Regions from separate parts of the Homo sapiens genome. Here region 1 is linked to region 2. Evidence: chromatin loops called from intact Hi-C (ENCODE). Cell type or tissue: HepG2. All regions are shown on one strand. Each heading gives the region's core, and the rest is flanking DNA. Links, peaks and the distances in the headings are about the cores only.

Region 1 (5,332 bases), core at 1-5,000, 56 kb before region 2:
CAGCCTGGCGGTGCGCACCTCGCCATTGTGCGCCCACACGCCGAACAGACCGAGCTCCGTGGCCTTGAGCAGCTGGTACGACAGCCAGGCGTTCTGGCCCGAGTCGCCGTCCACCGCCACCACCTTGGTCACCAGGTAGCCCGGCTCGGCCGCCCGGGGCACCAGCTCGGTGCAGGGCGCGGAGCCGTTCTGCAGCGGGTACAACACGAAGGGCGAGTTGTCGTTGGCGTCCAGCACCAGCAAGCGCACCAGCGCCTCGCTGCTCAACGCCGGGGAGCCGCGGTCTGTGGCGCCCACGCGGAACTCGAAAGACTGCAGGGCCTCGTAGTCCAGCGACCTGAGGGCAAACAGGTGGCCGTTGTCCGCGTTGATGGAGACCAGGGAAGAGAGGGGCAGGTGCGGGTCCTGGGGCGGCAGCAGCGAGTAGGTGACCTGGGCGTTGATGCCTGAGTCTCTGTCTGTGGCGCTGACGCTGCCGATGTGCAGGGCGGGGCTGTTGTTCTCGCGGACGAACAGGGTGTAGGAGGTTTGGGTGAAGGCGGGGGCGTTGTCATTGACGTCGGAGACCTGCACAGTTATGCTCTGCTGGGTTTTCAGCCTTGGTGTCCCCAAATCAGTGACCGTGATAGTGATGTTGTACTCGGCTCTGCTCTCTCTGTCCAGCGCGCCTTCTGTTACCAGGGTGTAGAAATTCTCCACGGAAGGTCTTAGTAGAAAGGGGAGATTGTTCTCTATTGAACAAATAACCTGTTGGTTATGTCCAGAGTCTGCATCTGAAACACTGAAAACTGCCACTGTGATCTCTGGTAAGTTTTCTGGGATGAGGCTGATGAAGAACGACATGGTGAGTTCAGGGGCATTGTCATTCACGTCCAGGACCCTGACGACTAAAGAGCATTTTCCTGATAGGCCTCCACCATCTGTAGCCTCAACATCCACGTCATAAGACTGAATTTCCTCAAAATCCAAAGCCTTTCTCAGCCGAATTTCTCCTGTGATTGCGTTTATTTCGAAGGGTTGGTTGACGTCATCGACTTGAAACAGGGCGTAAGATACCTTCCCAAACGATCCTGCATCTAAATCTCTGGCTGAGACGGTAATAACCAGAGAGCCGAGGGGGTTGTTCTCAGGGACTTGTGCTTCATAGAGCTCCTGAGCAAACTCGGGGACGTTGTCATTGATGTCCAAAACCTGGATCTGAATCTCGGAGGTCCCTGACCGGGGCGGAGACCCGCCATCCAGCGCGATCAGCGTTAGCCTGAGTTGGGGCTGCTCCTCGCGGTCCAACGGTTTGTCTAGCACCAGCTCCGGGAACTTCCTGCCTTCGCTGCGATTGCGGGTGAGAACGTGGAAGTGAGGGTTGGAGCTGATTGTGTACCTCTGAAGGCCGTTGCTGCCGGTGTCTAAATCGTGTGCCATTTTCAAAGGAAATATCTTTCCTGGCATAGTAATTTCTGATATTTTCAGGAGCATTTCTCTGGCAGGGAATTCCGGGGCGTGGTCATTTATATCTCTGACTCGCAAGGAAGCCTGAAAAAACTGCAAGGGGTTTTCCAGTAACACTTGGAAAGGTAGCACACACGGCTCAGTGGAGCCACACAGCTCCTCCCGGTCCAGTTTTTCATTTAGCAGTAAATCATGGGTCTGTGGATCAAACTGCAAATGTTGTCTGTTCCCTTTGAAAACAACCCGAGCGCCCCGCGAAGCCAGCTCCCCCACCCTCAGTCCCAGGTCCTTTGTCAAGTTGGCCACAAACGTGCCACTTTCTGTCTCCTCCAATACGGAATACTGAATCGATTCAGAACCCACCTCTCCCCAAAGCATCAATAAAATGAAGAAAGCCACTTGCCTTTTCTTGTTCTGTACTTTAGTTTGCATCATGTCTATTATGTCTGAATACGGAAGAAAAATCCTTTTCAGCTCCCAATCACCACATCTACCGTCGACCCTCTCGGATGTCTTTGCAGAGATTTTTAAATTCGTTCTTACAACTTGTCTGGCGACGACTGCCTTCCCGGACACATCTATCTCAGCTTTAGCTGTAAACGTGGTCTGTATTTTTACTTGGCTTCTGGATGAAACGGAGTCCACCGAGTCTGCAGAGCTTTCATTCACTCTCTTAGCTTGTACCGCCACCACGCGTTCAAACTAATAACTTCATGAGATGTTTTCAGGTCAATAGCATTTCAGAAATCTGAGCATTATAAAGACTTTTAAGTCGAGTCAGTGTTTCTCAAACTGAGTGCGTGGACCGCATGCATAAATAATTGCTTGCGAGCGTTGGTTTTTTTGTGTGTATGTTTTTGTTTTTAAGCCAATTCCTGGGTTCACTCCCCTCTAGAACTTGAATCAAATTCCCTGGTGGTGCTAATTAAGGAGAAAGATTGAAGTGCAGATTCTACACTTCAGTCTTTCTCCTTTGATGCTTCAGCAGTGCAATTTATCTCTGATGAACTATTTAATCTATTAGTCCAAGAGGTACACTATTTAATTGTCCCAACAAACAATGCAAAACAACGAAGTTTGTTAGCAACAATAATGGTAAAATAAACAATAAATTATCTAAATTATATGACTCATAAATGGCATGAAAAAAAAAACCTACTTTGTTATATAGTTATGCCTGCACAGTAAAAAGAACAATTAGGCTATTAGGAGGAAAACTGAGGCCAAGAAGTACGTATGATACATGTATCTAAGTAAATTAAAGTATTTAAAAGAGGGACTAGAAGCAATCAAGTAGTTGTCATAAGCATTTTAGGATTCTACTCCATTTTTGCATGGATAGAATTAGACATTGTTTTAACAGTCTTGTGCATTTTATTTTTTGATCAAATTCCCCTCTTACATTATTTAATCAAGGTCCAAATATATTACCGTGTTGTACAAACATGATGCAACACAGAAAACAAACATTCAAGAATCACCTTCACCGTCTTCTCACAGCAAAAAGAACACCAAGTCCAATAAATACAGGCCAAATTAAGGTACTGTTAAAACAGGTGAGTTACATTTGAGTGAATGCCATGGAATTCAATGATGGAATATTATGGCTATATCCATTCCCATCTCACTAGTTTCTACTCAGATACATTGGAACATGTATCTCTAAACAAACTGAAAATGTGTGAAATAGATTAGTGCACATAGAAGAGGTAAAATATGCCAAACAATTCAATTCATTTCAGATTAATTTCATATTTATTGAGAGGTGAAATCAATTGAGTTCAAACAAAGTTCACTTCAGGTAAGGGCCAAGGTGATAGAAGATTAAAAATCAAGATATTTTCAAATACATAAATGCTAGGCAAAACAAATAAGGCTAAATAAAATCTAAACTCTGAATAGCTGAGATGATCTTGTAGTTCAAAATCACCTCTATGTAGCCAGAAAAACAAAAGATTATGAATGTGACCAGCCTCCAGGGTTCACTTGATAGATGCTACTGGGAACACACTGTTCCTTGAGAATGTAACAAAATGAAATTATGAAATAAACCAACAATAATAAACATATTGGACTGGTGTCATCTCTTTGCTGAAACAAGGCCATTATTTCCTGCTCAATCTTAAATGCTTCCTTCTTTCGGTGAGCATTCTGAGTTCTGATTCCAGCTTAACGGCATCCACAAAGTCTTTTATTCACTCTGTTTCTCTGAAGCACCACCAGGCATCCTCGAATATAGGTTGTTGAATTATTTTTTTACGTCAGAGCAAATTTATCAGCAGTACAGTATTTGTCAAACTCCATTTAGATCCTTGAAATGTCTTTGATAACATTGGTAGTTATATAGAAAGAGGATAATAGCTCAAAGTACCCCAAAAAGATATCAGTTGGGTCTATCAAGAAACTGCCTTTTTATAGAAAATGGATTACGTTAGATTGTTTCAGGAGAATGTTTCTCTGTGTTGCCCTCTTTTGCTTTGATTTGATTGACTAGAGTAGAGTTGAATTAAGTTTGCATTCGTAAACATGTTCTCACAAGGACTCATTAACTTAAAATTTTTATTATGGAAAAATTCTAACATATACAAAGTAAACAGAATAAGCCTCTGTACACAATCAGTTTCACAACATTCTGTTGTCTTGTTTTGTCTATACCTTTCTCTCCATTCTCTGCTTCCCGCTTAATGATTACTTTTGTATAGTTCTTTTCTTAAGGCAATGTTTACAGAAATTGAAATGCACCAATCTTAACTGTACCATTTTAACAAATGGATTCATGTGTGTAACTCACACTTTTTTCAAGATACGGAACATTTTCATCATTCACTGGAAATCATCTTAATCATATTTTGAAGCTCAGTTTTGTTAACTGGGGAGCAAAACCTTGGTCTCATCTGGACACATGATGGAAAAGTAGACAATGTGAAAAAGCACCATGCCCCATATTCTTTATGCTCATGTATGCTAAAGTGAAGTGATAGATTAATTTAGCTGGACTGTTACCAGCAAGCTGAAATAGTATTTCAACTGACTGAACATTGTAAAGTATGTTAAAATTAATTTTATTTAGTTAGCCTGTAATGACAGGTTGAACAGCCCTTGTCCAAAATGCTTGAGACCAGAAGTGTTTCAGATTTCAGATTTTTTAGATATTAGAATATTTGCATGTACATACCGGGATATCTTGGTAATGAAAACCAAGTCTAAACATGAAATTCATTTAAGTTTCATATACATCTTATACAAATAGGCTGAAGGTAATTTTGCTTAATATTTTTAAACAATTTTGTGCATGAAACAAAGTTTGCATTACGTACTTATGTGTGGAATTTTCTACTTGTGGCATCAGGTTGGCTCAAAAAGTTTTGGGTTTTGGAGCAGTTCCTATTTTTGGATTTTTGGATTAGGGATGCCCAACCTGTACCTGTACTACATAGCTGATCAAGCTGATTTCCATTTTATGTTTCAGTTAATCCCATTATAATTTTAAAAAATTATTCAAGTTTATCAAAAGAGAAAGGAAAAGACCTTCAAGGACAAATTGAATCTCTTAAAACTCTTCTTTAGTTATATAGAAAGAAAAACATAGTAATACAGGGAAAAGTTAGAGATGATATATAAGCAATCACTTAAAGAAACTCAATTAACAGGAGATATGTTGCAAGGAAGTTGAAAATATAAAGGATTTGATACTAAATCACATTTGAAATCTGAAATGATTGGGTAAGACTTTTTGTCAGTATTGCTAGAGGTTTGTCATTTTTTAAAATGTTTTTCAAAGAACCAGTTCTTTGTTTCTTTATTGCTTTCTCTATTTGCTTTGAATTTTCTTGATTTCTTCTATTATCTTTGTTATTTCCTTATTTCTGAATGCTTTGGGTTTATT
Region 2 (5,387 bases), core at 97-5,096:
CGGCTCGGCCGCCCGGGGCACCAGCTCGGTGCAGGGCGCGGAGCCGTTCTGCAGCGGGTACAGCACGAAGGGCGAGTTGTCGTTGGCGTCCAGCACCAGCACGCGCACCAGCGCCTCGCTGCTCAACGCCGGGGAGCCGCGGTCTGCGGCGCCCACGCGGAACTCGAACGCCTGCAGGGCCTCGTAGTCCAGCGACTGGAGAGCGAACAGGTGGCCGTTGTCCGCGTTGATGGAGACCAGGGAGGCGAGGGGCAGGTGCGGGTCCTGGGGCGGCAGCAGCGAGTAGGTGACCTGGGCGTTGGTGCCCGAGTCTCTGTCTGTGGCGCTGACGCTGCCGATGTGCAGGGCGGGGCTGTTGTTCTCGCGGACGAACAGGGTGTAGGAGGTTTGGGTGAAGGCGGGGGCGTTGTCATTGACGTCGGAGACCAGCACGGTTATGTTGTGCTCGGTTTTCAGCCTGGGTGTCCCGAAGTCGGTGACGGTGATGGTGATGTTGTATTCGGATCTGGTCTCCCGGTCCAGGGCCGTGCTTATCACCAGAGTGTAAAAGTTCTCAACAGAAGGTTTCAAGAAAAAAGGAAGATCATCTTGGATGGAGCACACCATCCTTCCGTTGTCTCCGGAGTCAGGATCTGAAACGCTGAATACAGCAATGAGGGTGTCCTGCAAGTTTTCTGGGATCTGATTGATAAGTGTCGACATAGTTAGTTCCGGAGGATTGTCATTCAAATCCATCACTTGGACAAATACCACACAAGTTCCAGATAGGCCCCCACCATCTGTCGCCTGAATATTTACTGTGTATGTCTGGATGGATTCGAAATCCAGTTTCTGTCTTAAAAGCAGTTCTCCCGATTTTGCACTTAATCGAAACGTTTTGCGAATGTCTTCAGATGCTTGGGAAAATGCATAAGATATTTCTCCATTAGTTCCAATGTCTAAATCCCTGGCAGAGACGATGGCAACCTGGGATCCAACGGGGCTGTCCTCCGGGATCTGCACCTCATAGAGCAGCTTTGCAAACTCTGGGACGTTGTCATTGATGTCCACAACTTCAATCCGTACCAGGGCCGTGCCGGACCTGGGTGGACTCCCGCCATCTAGCGCTGTGAGGGTTAACCTGATCTCAGGCTGCTCCTCGCGATCCAGGGCTCTGTTCAGCACCAGCTGTGGTAATATTATGCCATCGAGACTGTCTTGTAAATTAAGATGAAAGTGGAAATTGGGACTGATTGTGTAATTTTGGAGACTGTTGGTTCCTACATCCAAGTCCTGGGCACGTTCTATTAAGAAAGTAGTTCCAGGAGTGATACTTTCTGGAATTTTCAAAAGTATTTCTTTGTCTAGGAAAACTGGGGAATGATCATTTACGTCCCTAATCCGTAGCTCCGCCTGAAAAAACTGCAAGGGATTTTCTAGTAACACCTGGAAAGGTAGGACACAGGGCTCTGTGGGGCCGCACAGCTCCTCCCGGTCCAATTTCTCATTTAACAACAAATCCCCGGTCTGCCTATCGAACTGCAAATGCATTTTTTTTCCTTTGGAAACGACCCTGGCCCCCCTCACAGCAAGTTCTCCTATCTCCAGCCCCAGGTCTTTTAACAAATTGGCCACAAAGGAGCCACTCTCCGTTTCCTCGGCCACTGAATAGTGCCTAGGCTGGCAACTAGCCTGAGCTATGCCCAGCAAAACAAAGAATATCAGGACTTGCCTTTGTTTCGGAACGCGCTCCTTCCCCTCTCCGGCCTCCATTGCTTTCTGGTCTCTCACCAAACGTGCTCCAGCTCTGGCTCACGTTGTCGCTAACTCTATCTCCCCGTATCTCGCTGATACTGGGATGAGTGGACAATCCTAGGGCCCGGATTTCCCGGAGCGACCGCCTTAGAAAGCCTCCTCTTCCTGCTTGCTGCTTCTTTAGCTGAGTATCTGGGTAAGGGAGCGTCGGCTGGGTGCTTTGTTTCTGCTACTTCTAAGGCTGCAGCGCCACCCCGCGTCTCTTCCGAGTATTTATTTTCTCCTAAACTTTAAGAAAATCCCAGTGCTTTCTTTCAGGCTGATGGCAATCGAAATTGAGTATTTTCAAGTAGTGTCTCTCAGTGTACCGAAGTCTTATTGGCGTTTCGAAAGGCTCTTCATTGCACCCATAGAGACAGGGCAAGAATAAATAAATCTTCACTTCCCTCACAAATCCAAGCTTTTTTTTTTTTTCAAACTGGAAAAAATAAATTTCAGAACCTGGAAGGGAGTGATCTCAGTCCTAGCATGCTTCGGAAAGAAGGCTTAGACTAAGAAAGTTCTATTTTTATTCAGAGTTTGGGCATGTGTGCAACTCAGTGGTGGTTAGATTACCATCATCACACTCAAACCCAGCTGAAAAACAGAGACCCAGGAAAAGCACAGAATCCAAATAAGAGTATTTTAATGGGCACTGAAATAGTCTCCTTACTCATATTTCTTTCTTTGCACTGCTCCCACTTCACATTTTCCTGAACTTTGATGTGTCTGAGCCTCATGAAACTCTCCAAGAGCAGCCAGATATTTCCTTATTGTAAATGTATCAATATTATTTTCCTTTCTAATGCCTAGGAGAACTTTCAACATAACCTCAATTCAATTACCACATCTAGCAAAGAGCAATTTCATAATATTAAATAGCCAGTAAATATTCCAGTTTCCCCAATTATCTTTAAAAATGTCTTTTCAGTGATGGTTTCTTCAATCTGCTTCCAAACAGGGTATATATGTCATTGTTTGTTGTTAGGTTTTTTAATTTTGTCTTTTTGTTTCTTTTTTAATGTTAATATAAAGAAGTTATCAAGCCACAGAATGACATGAAGGAAACTTAAATGCATATTTCTCAGTGAAAGAATCCAGTCTGAAAAGGCAATGATACTGTATAATTCAAATTACATGATACTCTGAAAAAGGCCAAATTATAGAGACATTTAAAAGACAAGTGATAGCTAGGAAGAAGAGGGAGGGGGATGAAGAGGTTAAACATGGGGTACTTTACGATACTACAATGGTAGATACATGACATTATGCCGTTGTCAAAATCCACAGAACTATACAACACAAAGAGTGAACACTAAACTATGAAATTTAGTTAATAATTTACCAGTATTGGCTCATCAATTGTAACAAATGTACCACAGTAATGCAAGATTTTGATAACAGGGAAACTTTGAGTGGGAGAAAATCGGTATGTGAGGGGAACTGTTTGTACTATTTGCTCAATTTTCTGTAAACTCTAAGGCTGCTTTAAAAAATAATTTTACTTTGGGAGGCCGAGGCAGGCAGATCACGAGGTCAAGAGATCAAGACCATCCTGGCCAACCTGGTGAAACCCCATCTCTACTAAAAATACAAAAAAAATGAGCCAGGCATGGTGATGGGTGCCTGTAATCCCAGCTACTTGGGAGGGTGAGGCAGGAGAATCACTTGAACCCGGGAGGCGGAGATTGCAGTGAGCTGAGATCATGCCATTGCACTCCAAGCCTGGTGACAAAGCGAGACTCCATCTCAAAATAATAATAATAATAATAAATATTAGGATGTGTCTCTAAAAGATCCATTGGGTTAAAAAATTGGGGGATGAAGAAAAAAATTAAATATATAGAACAGTTAAAAGAACTATACATAAACTACAACTCTAACCTCCATCCAAACTTAACAATTGTTTATATTTTACCATATTTGTTCTATCTTATTCTGTACACACACCCGCTTTTCTGATGACTTATATGAAAGTAACTTGCAGACATCATATTTCACCTCTAAATATTTCAGCAGGTATCACATAATTATAATATTATCTCATATAATCATAATGGTTCTATCATACCTAAGAAAATTTAAAAAAATTCTACAGTTATCTAAAATCCAGCCCCAATCAAATTTCACTGTCTTTCCATTATCTTTTCCTCAATTTTGATAAGAATTCACACTCACTCAAGTTCCTTTGACAAATGCACTTACTTTTTTAACTATTTGTTATAAGGAATGTCTTAGAAACTTTTTCAACCAACTTTGATAATTGTATTTGGCTATTAGATCTATTTACTCTAGAATACTCCCCCATCTTTAATGACATTAGATTTCTGAAGTGTCCAGACTAGTTGTTTTGTAGGATGTCCTACATTCCAAATTTGATTGTTTCCTCATGGTATCATTTAACCTGTTCTTCTATCCCCTGTATTTTCAGAAAACTGGACTGGATGATTTATTAAATGTAACAATAGCATAATATTTTAAAAAGCTCTCATTTATCATCTTGTAACTGGCTAAAAAAAGGATAATCACAGGTTCCTTTTCTTAACATTTAGAAAACAAATGCCTATCTCTACCTGTTGATATTATTTTTTGCTTTCCATGATTATTACTTTTATATGGATGTTATAATAATTCAAAATATGTTAATTCATTGACATTGAGCATTAAACAAATTCATTGAGGTGAATAACACCCAAGGTCCAAGTCTTTAAAAACAGCTTTTTATATAATCTGCAAAACCTGATTAGGGTCCGAAATAGATGTAGTGAAGATCAGTTATATCATACAGGCAAATTATAACTGGTAGGTTACTCGAAATTTTATATTTAACCAGGTATATGGCTATTTCCTTTGGACAGGTTTTCTGAACTAAAGCAGTTATGGTTAATTTGGGATAACATAAAGGAGAGGAAAATAGGTAATATGAAGAAAATAACATAATCTCTTCTCACAAGCTGGAGAATAGAAAACTTAATATCTAAGATATTTCAGAGGATACAATAACCAAGAACACATTAGGTTTTATTGTGAAAAAAATTTTAAAACCTCTCATGTTGTCATGTGTCCTCACAATTCAGAAGGTTTTACCCATCTTTCATTTCAATGCTATTAACACACCTAGAAATAGAAGTAAGTTTCTCTTTTTCAAAGATTATATAACCAACACCAATATTTTATATTCGTATATAGGTTTCCAGCTTTAAATGCATTATATCCGCTATGCTATTTTAAATCATTTATTTTCTTAAACCTTGATGAGAATACACCTTCCTTCTTTACAAATGCTCTTATTTTCTTAATCTCCTTTAATAAGGAATCATATATATTAGATTATAATTTATAGCATATTTATAAGTCTGAATGAAATATGTTTACATATAGTAATTATTTATATTATAATGAGGGGAATCTATTGCATAATTTAAAAATTATGTTATTACAGTAGGTTTAATTTCTTAGGTTTCGCTTTACTTTTCATATGCTGCACAAGCAGAGACATTATCCTAGGAGTCACTTTCATAATTTTGAAGATTCATTTAATAAAATCTAACATATTAAAATGTTACACAAATAATTTCATATACAGGAATAGAAAAATATTTTCAAAAACATAC

What was found. A loop is a pair of places that touch in the nucleus more often than their neighbours do. Peaks named below come from ENCODE experiments on the same cell type or tissue, not always from the same donor. Only the 100,000 strongest peaks of a DNase experiment are listed, where the experiment ranks them.
Region 1: a loop joins it to region 2, with 5 times the contacts of the local background. A loop is called at or near these places in 2 of 110 quality-filtered maps.

Annotation. Positions count from the first base shown.
Region 1 is chr5:141,146,807-141,152,138 of GRCh38, reverse strand. PCDHB6 (protocadherin beta 6) reads right to left here and starts at 2,082. Exons shown (of 1, transcript NM_018939.4): 1 at 1-2,082. The coding sequence starts at 1,881. It also overlaps PCDHB@. In HepG2, for the core only: a CTCF peak has its summit at 2,138; a DNase peak (open chromatin) is centred at 2,128; H3K4me3 peaks cover 436 bases; H3K27me3 peaks cover 1,048 bases.
Region 2 is chr5:141,091,156-141,096,542 of GRCh38, reverse strand. PCDHB2 (protocadherin beta 2) reads right to left here and starts at 1,928. Exons shown (of 1, transcript NM_018936.4): 1 at 1-1,928. The coding sequence starts at 1,752. It also overlaps PCDHB@. In HepG2, for the core only: a CTCF peak has its summit at 1,976; a DNase peak (open chromatin) is centred at 1,942; H3K4me3 peaks cover 1,110 bases.